Regions from separate parts of the Mus musculus genome. Here region 1 is linked to region 2. Evidence: chromatin loops called from intact Hi-C (ENCODE). Cell type or tissue: heart. All regions are shown on one strand.

Evidence for each region. A loop is a pair of places that touch in the nucleus more often than their neighbours do. Peaks named below come from ENCODE experiments on the same cell type or tissue, not always from the same donor. Only the 100,000 strongest peaks of a DNase experiment are listed, where the experiment ranks them.
Region 1: it touches region 2 in a loop (2.1-fold over the local background); 4 of 42 quality-filtered maps call a loop at or near these places.

Annotation. Positions count from the first base shown.
Region 1 is chr7:12,777,511-12,785,510 of GRCm38, reverse strand. It overlaps Zscan18 (zinc finger and SCAN domain containing 18), which reads left to right and starts at 4,839. Exons shown (of 7, transcript NM_001017955.3): 1 at 4,839-4,939. In heart, no CTCF peak of the experiment used is centred here; a DNase peak (open chromatin) is centred at 4,790; H3K4me3 peaks cover 1,745 bases; H3K27ac peaks cover 1,307 bases.
Region 2 is chr7:12,418,954-12,426,953 of GRCm38, reverse strand. Zfp551 (zinc fingr protein 551) reads left to right here and starts at 4,463. Exons shown (of 4, transcript NM_001033820.3): 1 at 4,463-4,564; 2 at 5,108-5,146. The coding sequence starts at 4,466. In heart, no CTCF peak of the experiment used is centred here; a DNase peak (open chromatin) is centred at 4,453; H3K4me3 peaks cover 1,370 bases; H3K27ac peaks cover 1,048 bases.

The sequences.
Region 1 (8,000 bases), 360 kb before region 2:
TATAATGGGACCAAAATACAAATTACCAGCATCAGGAATGAAAGCGGTACCAGTAGAGATCAAGCAGACATTGAGCATAAGGTCTAGTCTTAATCTGCAGGCTGCTTTAATAAAACGGCTGTAATCTGAGTAATTTATAAACAATATAAGTTACAATTCTGGAGGCTTGGAAGTCCAAGAAGAAGGCATCGGTAGGTTCAGCCATAATACTTTGACAGCCTGTTCCTTAAAATCAATGCCTTCTTGCTGTGTCCTCATACCAGTGTGGAAGGAGCCAGTAAGCTCCCTCAATCTGTTTTTATAAAGGTATTAACCCCACCCATAGAGTAAACCCCTCTCAATGCACTGTGAAGCCACAACTACCTGGGCACTAATACAAAGTTAGTACAAGAGAACTGCAAACTAATATGCCTTATGATTATACACACATCAAGCACTCTCTCTCTCTCTCTCCCTCTCCCTCTCCCTCTCCCTCTCCCTCTCTCTCTCTCTCTCTCTCTCTCTCTCTCTCTCTGAAGTTAGACAAACTTATTCTAAAGCTTGTGTGGTAAAGAATAAGCACAATGGAACAGAATGGAGGCAGGAATAGACCCACAAAGTTACTTCTGACCTTCTTAAAAATATCACTAAATAGAAGCTTGCAGCAGATGAGAACAATGTAGACTACAGAGGAGTTCATCCTAACAGTGCAAGACTGGCTCAGGATTAAAAAGCTATCACAATCCATCCATTCACAGATTTTATTGTTTCACACAGAAAGCATTTAACAAAGCTCTCTATGAAATCAGGAGTAAAGGGGAACTCTCTTTACTTAGAAAGGACATATATAGTTAGCACAATTGATGTTGAAGATTTGTTTCTGTCTACTGTCTGACAGTGCAAGGATGTCTCCTGTTCCCTCCATTACTGAGTGTCACACTAGAAACTCCAAATCACCTAACTAGGCAGAAATTATAGTGCAGCTCTCTTTAAATGTTCAGAAAGGTGGTTTGGTTTTGTTGTTTGCTTGGCTGGTTGGTGTGAGGGTGTCTGGAGCAGTTTCAATTTGTGACCCTTGCTCGCTCTGAACTCAAAATGCAGCTCCAGTTCCCAAGTCCTGGGGTAATAGGCATGTGTTATGTCTGGTCCCATCAACTTTTTTTTTTTTCTTTTCTCTTGTGCATGTAGACAAATTTATTCTAAAGCTTTTGTGATAAAGCATAAGGTTTCACTAAAACTGTTGTGTTTTATAAAAATAGAGAAGGAATATGTTTGGTGGAGGTGCAGTAAGGTGTGGGTGAAAGGGGTGTCTCTGTGAGCGTCTCTTCCCCCTGAGGGTATAGTATAGAATAGAATTTATTCAGGGCATGGGGAGGGGAGTTGAGAGAGGCAGGGAGGGGGAAGGAGTGCGGGGAGGGAGGGGAGGGAAGGGGAGAAAAGAAGGAGGGAGGGGGAGGGGAAATGAGGACAAAGGGGGAACTGGATAAAGGAGCAAGGGCAGGTGAGCAAGAACAAGAAAGAGAGGGGGGGAGGGGAAGGGAGAAATGGAGGAGGGGGCAAGCAACCCCTTTTATAGTGAGTCAGGCACACCTGGCTGTTGCCAGGTAACTGTGGGGCGGAGCCTATAGTAATTGTCATCAAAAACTATTTTGAAAAAAAAAAAAGTGAGAGAATTAATGCTCCCCAGGGTTCTTATTCTGTAGCTGTAATGATCAGAAAAGTTTGGTAATGGAACAGAACAGAGGCAGGAATAGACCCACAGAGATACTTCCAACAGAGTTTTTCTCTTAAAAATGCAAAAAACCTATTCAATAGAGATAGGTTAACCTTCTCAACAAATGGTGCTAGAGCAGTTTCCATCTGTAGTATAAAACACATTTAGTTTTGTTCCTGGTTGTTGGCACAGCACTAACTCTTGCAGTTTCTTGGTAAGAGTGTCATTTATTCATCAGGAACCCCTTTCAACCACACTTTATATTGACAAATGACTCAGGATTGGGTCCCTAGATTGCATCAGTAAAGGCTTTGTCACCAGAGAATTAACAGATGAAAACTCAAAGCACCTTCAGCTTAAACAAAACAAAACAAAACAAACCCAAAAACCTTGTTGGGTTGGCAAGTGTGTTTGTGCTGATAGAGTGGTCGGTCCCTCATCTTCAATTCTCCTGCTCTTAACCACCATCTTACTTACCTACCCTCCCCCTCAAACCTTACCCACGATACACTTTAATTGGTCTGTTTCTGATTTTTTAAAAATCCTTCATAGTAAACTGGTAAACAGAAGCAAAGTGTGTTCCTATGTTCTGTGAATTGTTCTAGCAAATTGTGTGATGGAAGTGGCGGGCATAATCAGCCTGACACTGTGTGGTTGTCCTGCAGTTGGTGTTTAAAATGAGACCAAGTCCTTGGCCTGTTCAGTGGTACTTCTGAGTCGTGTTAGAACTGGATTGGATTGTGGATACGTAGTTAGCTTTGGAGAATTGTTTGGTGTTGGGAAGGTGAGCTGTCAGAAGAAAAGTTACCCCAAACCTGTGGTTGAGGGATGGGGATGGACTTCAACATAAACTTTCTAATATACAAAATTAACTAAAAAATTTATGATGGGCTTAAATATAACAGGTAAAAACTATAAAACATTCAGAAAAAATATAGGAGAAAACATTCAGGGCTTAGGACTCAGCATGGGTTGTTAAACTTGACAACTAGGCACATGGATATAGCTCATGAATTGCACATCTAATTTAAAATCCTTTGGTTAAAGGTTATGGTAGGGACATATAAAGCAATATACTGGGAGAAAGGATTTGCAGACTCTATCTGGGTAAAAATAAAGATCTTTTGGAACACAATGTTCATTTAAAAACTAGAAAGTAGGCTAGGTGGTAGTGTCACATGCCTTTAATCTCAGCAATTAGAAAGCAGAGTGTACTGGCTAGTTTTGTGTCAACTTGACACAGCTGGAGTTACCACAGAGAAAGGAGCTTCAGTTGAGGAAATGCCTCCATGAGATCCAGCTGTAAGGCATTTTCTCAATTAGTGATCAAGTGGGAAAGGCCCCTTGTGGGTGGGACCATCTCTGGGCTGGTAGTCTTGGTTGGATAAGAGAGCAGGCTGAGCAAGCCAGTAAGTAACATCCCTCCATAGCCTCTGCATCAGCTCCTGCTCCCTGACCTGTTTGAGTTCCAGTCCTGACTTCCTTTGGTGATGAACAGCAGCATGGAAGTGTAAGCCGAATAAACTCTTTCCTCCCCAACTTGCTTCTTGGTCATGCTGTTTGTGCAGGAATAGAAACCCTGACTAAGACACAGAGGTAGGCAGATCTCTGTGAGTCTGAGGCCAGCCTGGTCTACAGAGTGAGTTTCAGGACAGCGAGGGCTACACAGAGAAACCCTGGCTCAAACAAACAAACAAACAAACAAACAACAACAAAAAATTGAAAATGGGTGAAACAAATCAATAGATCCTTAAGAGGATACATAGATGGCAAATAACCATGAAAATACGTTCAACATTATTGGCCATTAGGGAAATGGAACTAAACTACAATATGATAAGTATACTCAGGACAGCCAAAAGACTGATAACCACCCAAACTGGCAAGACTGTGGAAAAATGGACTCATACATACACTGGTGGTTAAGTGTAAAACGGCACAGCTCTAGAAAAGGGCATGGCAGTTTTCCATTGGTTTAGTTTTTCACATTAAGCTCATGCTTACTATATGACATAGCAACTGTGTCGTGAGTAATGTTCACACAAAAACGTGAACATGAATTTTCATAGCATTTATTAAATATCAAAAAATTGGAAGCAAGCCTACAGCCTAACTGGTGAATGTTTAAACTTGTATATTACTAAACTTTAAGCAGTAACAAGGAACAAACTCACACATACTAATGGATTCCAAAGGAATTACATACAGCGAAAGACATCTCAAAAGGCACTGTACTATAAGATTATATTTATATGAAATCCATAGGAACGAATCTGCACTGGGGGCCCACACAACAGAGGTCAGAGGTGGTGGTGATGTGATTGTTAAAAAGGAGTAGTGAAACCATCTTGATCGTGGTATTAGTTAAAATTATCAGAACAGAATAAAGTGTTTTTTGTGTGTGTAAATAAGGAATAAAAACGTTTTCGGTGGTAAGCAGTTCAGCTACACATTTTAAAAACCATGTCAGACGAACAAACTGGCTTTCAGAAGCTCTGCTGTGGAAAGCAGCTTCCTTCCCATCTCTGCAGGAGCAGCCTCCTCTTCTTCCTTTTTGTCTTGTTGCTCAATCAAATCTACCAAAAATCTGGTGAGGTGTTTGAATTCAGTTTACTCTCTGAAACCTTAACTGTTTTCAGCCAGTCTGTTCAGTGCCTTCCTCCCAGTCTCTCCCTCTCTGAAGCCTTGCCTCAGGGTTGTGGGGTTTTTAGCTCTGTCTGCCCACAGTAGGTCTGCGCACTTGTTTCTTGACTGTTCATGGTCTTGAGTCTTCATTTGTGCAGGATCCCCATTTTAAGTCTCCATCTCCTCAGTTTCTCTGTCTCATCTCTGGACTTGTAGACTAGATCTTTACTGTCTTTGGGTCTCAAGGTGCCTGAGAGTTTTTGTTTCTTAAGCCTGTGTATTTCAGTCTTTGTCTCCGCCTCTCAGGTTCTGGTGGTCCTAGGTTCCTTTTTGGGGGTGGGTGGGGGTGGGGGGGGTGGGAATGTACGATTGTTTACTCCGTTGCCATGGCATCGGAAGTGACGCGGGCGCACGTGGAGGCGAAGCGGAGACAGCCTTTTCTGATTGACTGGCGGTGCGGTCACAGCAGCTTCGCCCCGCCCAGGTCTGGCGAACGGCCCCGCGGCACGCTGGGGGTCGCAGTTTACGGCGCTGCAGGCCGCGCACGCGTATTGCAGCGGGCCGCCATCGGCGCTCGGTGTTCGAGACTGCGCAAGTGAGAGGGGCATCGCTGCGCAGCAGGTGGGTCGGGCCGCCTGGCAGCCTTCTACGCGGGGCCGTAGGTGTTTGGCTGGTGTACAGGGTCGGGCGGAGGGATGGACCTGCCTAGTGTGGGTTGAGCCAGGAGCAGAGACCCTGGGGAGGGGGGGTGTCCCACCGTGGCAGTGTCGCCGCAGGTGCTATGCCGCGGAGGGGAGCTAAAAGCTCTTGCGTGGGGATGTGGCCTTGGGATGTGGCCTTGGCTGCGTTTGAATTTGAGGCTGAGAGAGCAGGACTGAGCAGGCTTTTGGGTGGGGGTGTGGCCCAAGAGCGCTGTAGGCGACTGTAGCAATGCCAGCGTGTAGAGCGGGCACCGTGTGAGTGAGGCGTGGGATGAGGCAGGATTGGGGGTGTGGCTCTAACGTGTGGAGTGGGAAGTACCACGTGTTCCCGGGATTGTGGCTCGGTAACGCAGTACGTTAGTATTGTGTCGGAAAGAGGTATCTGGAGGACAGGTGGGATGTGCGAGGGTCTTGGGTTGTGGTTTCCAGGTGTGCAACGGACAGGGGGCGAGGTTAAGAGATCCTGACTGGGTGAAGGCCCAGTGCTACTGCTTCTTAGATGCAGTTTGGGGTAGAGTCCACCGGACCCTTCAGGGTGGGAGAATGCTGCTGAGGAAGAGAGGAGGGCATTAGGTGAAGGTGGGTGCAGGGTTTGGTAGGGATGGGAAGTCCACAGAGGGGAAAGATGAGCGTATAAAGGCCAAGGAGGGTTTGGGGACCCCTGTCTTTGTGTCCTGGAGAGGCAGGGTTGAGGGTATCCGTAGATCCATGGGGGTGGGAGAGTAGGAAAGTGGGGGAGGTTTCTAGGAGAGATTCCACTGGACTGAGGGGTAACACGGGGCTTTAGAATGCAGGGGTCCATTCTGTTATGGGGGTAGAGAACACTTTTGGGCTTCTGTGTAGGGACCCCTTTCACGGAAGAGGCGTGAAAATGGTGTTTTAGGTGCTGTCCTGACCGAGAGGGCTTGGAGAGGAGCAAAGGACATTAGTTTTCCCAGTACTACTCTATGAGGGGCAGGTAAGAGGTGTTGTGGACCACTGCGGGCTGGCTTTCCAAGGTCGTAGAAGTCCTTCCTACTGTTTGTGCAGAGTTGGTTAGTGTTGTCCCATTTCCTTGCCTTTTCTTTTTTCCTCCTCCACTGCTTCCATGCTCAGCCCTCCCCTCCCTTATGTTGCTTTGTATCTCAGCCAGCCTCTCAGAGTCCACAGTGAATGTTACAAGATCTTCCTTCCACATTCTGGCAGTATCCTGTGGAGGTTTTCTCTCCTGCTCTGGAGCCAGAATAAGGCCCAATATCGAAGTGAGCCTTTGTTTATCTTGATGTTTGGGTCTGTGAATTTGAGTTTGTCTGTTTGTTTGTTTGTTTTTGGCAACCCTGGTCAGTTTGTTTAGGACATCTGTTCGACTTCGACTCTGTGTCGCGTCATATGAGAATATAGGGCATATTCTTGGCAGAGATTACAGAAAGCAACTCTTTTAATAATGATCCATTGTGTGTGCTTTTGCATTCTTTTAAAGGTCATTTGTATTTTTTTGTAATTTATGTTAATATCTGTGAGTACAGGGGAGACTGAGTGATTAATTTCTGACGTCCCAGTGAGATTAGTGTTCATCATCATCAGATCCTAGTGGTTAGAAAAGGTTTACAGGGCCTGAGAAGGTGGACTTGTTTTCTGCTAAGGCAAGAGCTGCAATGAGGATTTTTTTTTGGATTCTCCTAGCTCAGCTGTCCACCCATCCACTTCTCTCAGTTTCAGTATTCAGGCCTAGAATGTAGCCCTTAATACTTGCTTGACCCATACTTCTTTGTCTCCTGAAATCTGCAGGCTGGAGTCCAGGAAAACCCATCCAAGGGAAGTTTTGGGCAGCCATGAAATGGTGGGGTCATTCTGCATCGTGGTGTGCCACAATCTCTGTCTTATTTGTACTGGGAGTGTGACTTCATTCAGGCTATTTGGTCTCCCTAGGTCTTCTTTCTGCCTAGTAAGTCCCTGTAGCAGTGTAACCAGGTCTAGGGCCAGGTAGAACAAGTAAAGCATGCTTAGGAGTAGAGCTCATTTGAGATTCTCAAGGTGGTCTTATTCCCCTGGTCCTGACACCCAGAGGTTTATTTTGAAGGGGGGGGGGTCTGGCTGTTCAGGTTGCCTCCTCTTGCCATAGGAGTTTTCTTTTTAGGTAAAGGAAATGGGGGCACATGGTTCTTTCCTATTCCTAGGGGCTGACAGGGTCCTCCACTGATTAGGCTATTGGCTTATGTGTGCTTCTACTTAGTCCTTGGGCCCCATACCTCTTCTGTGTTCAGAGCAGAGCAGGGCAGGTAGAGGAGGAGATGGATCCCAAACAGTTGACTGAGGGCTGCTGTGCCACCTGAAAAGAAGCAGAGGTGATGGTGATGTGATGACCCCAGTGGTGAAGTGGATGTGGGGAGGAGCAGTTAGGGACTCTAGGCAGGGAGAACTTCATGAGGAATTTGGAGCAAGAAGGATGGAGCAGCTATGTCAGTTTGTAGGTAGAACCTGAGCCCAGCACGCACTGTGAATGTTCTCCCGACCTACACCTTGGGTTTATTCTTTGTACATGTAGAGGCTTGTGAGACTGCGAAGATGACATGAGCCCCCAAGAAGGCCTGGTTTGATAAACCTGTGTGTGTGGACATCTTAGCAAGTTTACAGTTAACTTTGTGCCCACATAACTATTCATTTGTTACATAGAGTTCTGTATCCAGAGTTCTGGTGGCTGTGTTGTCTCACTGAGGGTGACATTACACTGCATATCAAAAGATGCTCCAGGAGAATCAGAGGTAGAATGTGGGTAAAGAAAAGAGCCTAGAGTGGAGGCTGGCGGAAAGGCAGTAGCATAGAAACATGTTAGGACTCTGGCTGCCTTGCTATAGGACAAAGGTGAGTAGTCTCCATCAAGACAACCTCAAGGGCTTAAAATGTTATCTGAGGCTTTATATTGCCTTTGTTCTAGGAGCATGAATGAGGGAATGCATTTTTAAACTTGAGGTAGTGAAGGAAACCCAAAGTAAGACAGATCT
Region 2 (8,000 bases):
CACAAACCAAATCCAAGAACACATTAAAACCATTATCTGTCATGATCAAGTAGGCTTCATCCCAGGGATGCAGGGATGGTTTAATATACGGAAATCCGTAATCCACAATATAAACAAACTCAAAGACAAAAACCACATGATCACCTCTTTAGATGCTGAGAAGTGAGCCCACACCCCTATGGTCACTTGATCTTTAACAAGGGAGCTAAAACTCGATAGTGGAAAGAATACATCATTTTCAGAAAATGGTTTTGGCATGTAGAAGAAGGCAGATCAAACTGTTCTTATCTCCTTGTTCAAAGCTCAAGTCTAAGTGGATCAGGAACTCCACATAAAACCAGAGACAATGAAACTTATAGAGGAGAAAGTGGGGGAAAGCCTTGAAGATATGGGCACAGGGACAAAACTCCTGAACAGAACACCAATGGCTTGTGCTGGAAGATTAAGAATCAAGAAATGGGACCTTGTAAAATTGCAAAGATCCTGTAAGGCACAGGACACTGTCAATAAGACAAAAATATCACAGATTGGGAAAAGATCTTTACTAACCCTAAATCTGATAAAGGGCTAATTTCCAATATATATACAAAGAAATCAAGAAGTTAGATGCCAGAGAACCTAATAACTCTATTAAAAAATGGGGTACAGAGCTAAGCAAAGAATTCTCAACTGAAGAATACCGAATGGCTGAGAATCTGGTACAACCACTCTGGAAATCAGTCTGGCATTTCCTCAGAAAATTGGACATAGTACTACTGGAAGATGCAGCAATACCTCTCCTGAGCACATACCCATATGATGTTCCAACATGTAATAAGAACCCATGCTCCACTATGTTCATAGCAACCTTATTTGTAATAGCCAGAAACTGGAAAGAGCCCAGATGTCCCTCAACAGAGGAATGGATTCAGAAAATGTGGTACATTTACACAGTGGAGTACTACTTAGCAATTTAAAACAATGAATTTATGAAATTCTTAGACAAATAGATGGATCTGGAGGATATCATCCTGACTAAGGTAACTCAATTACAAAAGAACACACATGATATGCACTCACTGATAAGTGGATATTAGCCCAGAAACTTAGAATACCTACAATTTGCAAACATGAAACTCAAGAAGAATGAAGACCAAAGTGTTGATACTTCGATCCTTCTTAGAATGGGGATCAAAATATCCATGGAAGGAGTTACAGACACAAAGTTCAGAGCTGAGACAGAAAGAATGACCATCCAGAGACTTCCCCACCCAGGGATCCATCCTATAAACAATCCTCAAACCCAGATAATATTGGATATGCCATTAAGATTTGGCTGACAGAACCCTGATATAGCTATCTCTTTTGAGGCTATGCCAGTGCCTGGCAAATACAGAAGTGGATGCTCACAGTCATCTATTGGATGGAACAGAGGGCCCCTAATGAAGGAGCTAGAGAAAGTACCCAAGGAGCTAAAGGGGTCTGCAACCCTATAGGAAGAACAACAATATGAACTAACCAGTACCCCTCAGACCTGTGTCTCTAGTTGCATTTGTAGTAAAGGATGGCCTAGTGGGCCATCAATGGGAGGAGAGGCCCTTTGTCTTGTGAAGATCATATGCCCTAGTACAGAGGAACGCCAGGGCCAGGAAGCAGGAGTGGGTGGAGCAGTGCAGGGGGAGGATATAGAGGGCTTCTGGGATAGCATTTTAAATGTAAGTGAAGAAAATATCTAATAAGAAATGCAGAAAATAAAAAAATCTGAACAAATAATATATTTTTGGAGCATGTATGCATTCATTCTATATCTGCTCTTGACCATGGATGTGACATGTGTCTGTGCGTTTCTGTGTGTCTGTATGTCTATGTCTGTCTGTCTGTATCTTTGTGTGTTTGTGTGTGTGTATATGTATATGTATGTGTGTGTGTGTGTGTGTGTGTGTGTGTGTGTGTGTGTGTGTGTGTGTGTGTGTTTCAGGTTAACACCTTGGGTGTCCCTCAGTGTTGAATCATATTCTGGAAAGGATGATACGATCTCAGATCTCAGTTGAGGGGACTGGAAATGTGAGTGAAACTTAGCAAAAGGCCTTTGTCAGTGGTGGAAGAGGTGGAATGTCTGTTTTGTTATCTCTGAGTCCATCCTTCAGATGACTGTTGAGACATAGTTCTTTAAATGAACACAGCTGTCTGTGTAAACAAATAGGCTTTAGGTCTTATAGATACTTCTGTTGGACTCAAGATGTCCTGGAAGTTTGGGTTCTAAAATGTTGAACCAAACTCTCAGAGGACTAAAGTCTCAGGTGTCTTAAAAGTTTTCTTCCTAAGCTTTGTGAGAGGGTGTTTGCCTGCATGTATGTATGTGTACCATGTATTTTCAGGTGCCTGTGAAGACCAGAAATTGTTAAGTTCCCTGGAACATCAGCTAAAGATCGGGTGCTGAAAAATGAATCCTGCCCTCTACAAGAACAACAAATGCCCTTAACCACTGGGTTATCTTTTCAGACCCAAAGACAAATATTTTAAATAATTATTACATTGTATCTTTTGAAAACCAGGAATTAAATTGTATATGTATGGACTAATGAGTCATTTCATCAGGGATATAAACTAGGCCACATCTGGTGATGAATTCCATTTTTTAAAACTTAATCTAACGGGTATGGGTATTTTGCCTATATGTGTATCCGTGGATTGTTTGTAGGACTGGTTCCTGCAGAGGTCAGAAGAGGGGATCAGATCCTCTGGACGTGAAGTTACAGAAAGTTGTGAGCCACCATATAGCTACTTGGAATTGAACCTGGTTATTCTGCACGAGCAGCCAGTACTCTTAACTGATGACCCATCTATCTAGCTTAAATTCCAGATGTTGGGCCTCAAACCTGGAACAAAGAGCTAACTGAGGTACCTATTTAACATAATCAAAGTGGAGTTGGCTACCCGGTTCTCCTTTAGTCCCTACCTGTTGCAGGGTATGACTTTCCAGTTCAGGAAGTGGGCTGCCCTCCCTCCAGCTGCCCTTCACTATATAATCCAGCCATTTTGGTTACTTGATCTGTTTTTCTACTCTTGTCTCTCCTATCTCTCCTCTCCCCTACCCTCTCTCCTAGCACTGCCTATCTCAGGGTCATGTTCACTCTGGACTCTGTCTGGCAATGCTCTCCTCATGTGTACAACAAACCTCCTCCACCATATCTAGGAGCAAGGCATTTTTAAATTTTTAAAAAATTTCATTCAGCAGTTTCTTGACAAATATATATTTGGGGCAACTGGAAGACATAGTGAATTTATAAATTCTTAAGGCAACTGCTTCTTTGGAAGTTGAACAAGACATACTAAATGAAAAATATAAAATTGGATCTGCGCATTAGGCACAATCACTAGAAAATAGGTAGGAAAGCAGCTGTCTGTGGGAACAAGAGGCAAAGATGTCCCTTTAGCTTCTGATCTACGGTAGTCAAAACATTGTTCCTTATCTTCCATACAATGTACCCAATTAACATTGTTTTTGTCTTGTCATTAACTGAGTATACAGGGAGTTAAAAATTTAGTTATCAATGATTTTGAATGAAAGCGTTTGAACAGCAATAAAAATGCATATTATAGCCAAGCCAACAGTTTTTGCACACATATGTGTATGTGTACAAGTACGGGTACAGGCATGGGTATAGGTATGTATGTATGATGTACACACACACACACACACACACACACACACACAGAGAGAGAGAGAGAGAGAGAGAGAGAGAGAGAGAGAGAGCATTTGTGTGTGAGCACTGGTGAGGGGTTCTTAAAGGCACATGGGTGACACGAATATCTGAAATACCATAAAGTCTCATCCATCATGGATGGGATGACCTCTTGAGAACTGCATCATGGAGTCCCTGAGTGTATACATAAATATACAGATACACAAGCACACATATAGTGCCTAAACTACTATACGGAATATGTTCATTTGAATTTGTTTCTTTATAGCCTCTTGATGCACAAAGAACTTCATGGTGTCTGAAATAAGACATCATCACAGTGGCTATCAGCCATACAACAGATCCCAGGAATACTGAAACAGTTTTATTTAAGTATCTTTCCTCGCCAGAAAGCTGTAGTCACAAACTCATATAAGCATGCCTGTTTTCTTTTAAACTAAGTTCATAGGGGTCAGGCTTGGGGGCAGGGTACCTGCCTGGGGAGCGACGGAAACTACATTTCCCGGGATGCAATACGCGAGACGATGGGGGTGGAGTTGAGCCCGTGGAAATTCGGCATTTATTTGTATTATTATTTTTTGGGGTGTGTGTTTGTGGACTAGTGCGCGGTTCGTGTCTGGAGCTAGATTTCCAGCGTGGTCTTTTTGGTGGTCGTTTAGGCGTTTCTGAGGTTTGTTTACCTAACTGGAAGCTCGGCGAGGTGGGCAGTTCTTATGGCAGAGCGCAAAGAGCTGCTCTGTGTTACAGAGGCCCTGCTGAGGCCCAGCGACTCCGCCCACATGCCCCGAGCCAGGCCTAGGGAAGAGACCTCGGCGACCTGGTCCTTGCTTCCTCTACAGAATCCAATGGCTGTGGCCATGCACAGGAACATAGCCCAGGTAAGTGCTGCGTCTTGCGCTGTCACCCGAGCGCTAGAGCCCCGGAAGAGGCCCCATCATGACCCTGAAGTTCCTAGTTGGTGCTCCTGGCAGCAGAACAGCTGTGTGCAGGGGTTTGTGAGTGTTGCAGAGGGATGCCTCCTGAAAGGGCTGCTAGGCAGGGAAGATTTTGAGTCCTAGTAGCCAAGTGTTTGTAGAAGCAGTTGTGAGGTCGATTTGCACCTGAGGAATTTGAGTTTAATTCTTCAGACACCGGGAGCCAGTGAGAATTGTGAACAGAGATCCTATTCGGGAATAGGATTCTAAATTTTCCTGAAGTTACTCAGAGCAAGGACAAACAGGAGGAGATATGAGGGGCAGGAGAGAGTTGTGCCACCGGTGTGACAGCTCTCAGGTGAGATTCAGAATTGTGGACCACTGCATAGACAGATTTGTAGTAATCCCAGGCCTTCTGACCCCACGGTGATCAGGGTCACTGTGTGACTGAAGCCTGTGAAGACCGCCTATGGCTGCTAGATTCTAAGAGCCTCCTCCTTTTTTCAGGTTCCCCTGACTTCAGAACCAGTTATGGAGCTTGGCCTGGTAAGTGGATCCTGCCATTACCCTCATGCTACCAACAGGTTTTAGGTTAGTGGTGTCCTTGGTCTATTATCTCAGTGTGCCCTAGTAGCCTGGTGCCTTGCAGTCTTGAACAGGTTAGGTACATAACCCAGAGATGTGTAGGCTGTGAGTTGTATGAAATTCTTGGCAAGTGTGAACAGAAGTGTAGAAGGTTGCTTCTCCCACGGTGTGTGCCAGTATGTGCCTGTGCCTGAAGGGGAGACTGAATTACTTAGGCATGTGCAGAAAGATCTTTCTCCTTAGAATAAGGATCAGTGAGGTGAAGGTGTCAGACCCAGAATAATTCTCTGAAAAGCAGAATGTGTACTTTATATGTAGAAATGACAATGGGAAATTTGGGTGTGGAGAAGGCTGGCAAGCCAACTTATTCTCCTCAGGCTCCTTGTTGCCGGCTGCTGCACGGGAAACCGACTGTGGAAGAAGGGAAATGGTGTTGTGTAGACAGTAATTCTGTGGAGACATGAACAAGCATCTAGGAGTCCCAGATAGGGAAGAGAGGACAGACCAAAGTACAACTTGGTAAGCCAGTGAGCTTTACTGGGGTTACTTACAGGAGTATGAGTGAGGGAACATTAGATAGCCGTGTCAACAAAACCCACCCCAGCATGGATTGATGACTCTAGGAAACTGGAACCCTAGAGCACATGGTATAAACTTGGAGATAGTGTGACAGGTTTTAGTGTCTTTGCTAGGCATCACATCTGGTCTGATCACTTCGACTATCTCTGCTCTTTATACTGGGCTGAAAGGGGTCTAGTGCATCACAATGTAGCTCAAGCTAGCTTTGAACTTGTGACAGTCTCCTAAGTACTGGAATTATAGGCATGAGTTATAATACCCGGCTTCCACTGGTAATTGTTGGTGGGTGTCTTAGGGCTTTATCGCAGTGAAAAGACACCATGACTCTGGCAATTCTTAGAAAGGAAACATTTAATTGAGGTTGGCTTATAGTTTTAGAGGTTAGTCTGTTAACAGAAATATGTAATCTCAGTCAGTGGTTTTGCCCTCCCTTTGATCATTTGGTTCCTGGATAAATGATACACAACTTTTATTATTATAATAAGCCTTCATCAACACTAGAGCTGGGCAGATATCTACCCTCTATGCTATTAGAATCTATTTCTCCACCAATAACCCCAAGGCATAATTTGCCATGTTCCATCTGGGCAGCTCTTAACTCCAATTTGCTAGCCCTCATGGCTATATCATGATTTACCTAACCCATGGTGGCTTCCTCTTCTCTTCACCTTCTATCTGTTTGTGCTTTTGCTCAGACCTCAACCTTGAGAACCTCAAACCTGACCTGTGTCTCTTCTGCCCAGTTGGCTGTCAGTATCTTTATTTAATCAAGGACCAAGGTCATGCTGTACACATGTGTGGAATCTCTGTGGGCAACCAGGCTTTGGGGGTCAGTGTCTAGCATTACAATACATAGTAAATGACCAAACCTCAACATTAGTTCATTATTGTCCTGACAGGAAGCATGGCAGTGTGCATGTAGACATGGTGTTGGAGGAGCGAAGAGGTCTACATCTTGGTCTGCAGGCAGCAAAAGGAGACTGTGTCACTGGACATAGCTTGAGCAACTGAGACCTCAAAGCCCACCTCCATGATGATATACTTCCTCTAACAAGGTTACACCTCCTCCAACAAGGCCACACCTCCTAATAGTGCCACTCCCTCTAGGCCAAGTATTCAAATTCATGAGTCTACAGGGGCCAAATCTATTCAAAACACCACAGTGGGTGAGGTTGAACCAAAGAATAGCATCAGGTAGGATACCATCATTACAGGGTTGGGGCTGCTTTGTAGTGGGGTCTGTGAGAGGTTGGGGAATTCCTCAAGGACTCTGTGGATCCTATGTGTTGAGTAACCAATGGGTAGGCCAAGGGGCTGCTTCCAGTGTGTAGCTATGGTTGTATGTATAGAGAGGTGTGTGGAACAAAAAGGTGGAAGTGCAAATTGATGATCTCAAGGTCTTGACATAGTAATGAAAGTTGCAAATCCTTGTTTGGTTGTATATGGAATGAGGGATGGGCAGGACTACTGGGCAGTTCTATGGTAGTAAAGCATGCAGCTCTACATGCCAGGGCCAGAATTAGATGTTGCCTATCATCCTTCTATGTGTTAGTGATGGGCATGAGTAGTCAGTGAGATTGAGAACCTGGTGTAAGTAGTACTCAGGCCTATATCTCATCATGGGCAGATAAGATTAGATGGGAGATGTGCATTACATTGGAGTCTTCAGAAGGAAATGGATCATAAACTTCTTTTTTTCCTATGATTCAGGGCCATGTAATCCTGAGGGTGTAGCTGTGGGAATGAAATCATACAAGAAAAGTACGATTCAGAGAGCTGTGTTTGGGAGTAGGGAGATGGCTCAGTGGGCAAAGTGCTTGCTTTTCATGGATGAGGACCTGAGTTCAGATTTCCAGCATCCATATAAAGCATGGGCCCTGTGGACCATGTCTGTAACCTCAGCAGTGGGATTGAGGGTGGGGAGCAGAGACAGGAAGATCCCTGGACGTCACTGGCTAGCCAGTCTGGTTAAACTGCTGAGTTCCAGTTTTATTGAGAAGGCGTATCTCACCAAATATGACAGCAAACATTTGAACATGACATCCAACATTGACCTCTTAGATGCACAAATGTGCAGAGGTAGCGTGAACTAATTTCCCCAGAAGTAGTAAAGAGTCTTAGGATAAAGAGGTGAGCCCATGTTCCTTGGGTCTGGAAGATTTTTAGGGTCTTCAGGGCTATTGTCTGATAAGACAAAATTTAAGTTAGCCTATCTTCTCTCTAACCATTTTTCTCC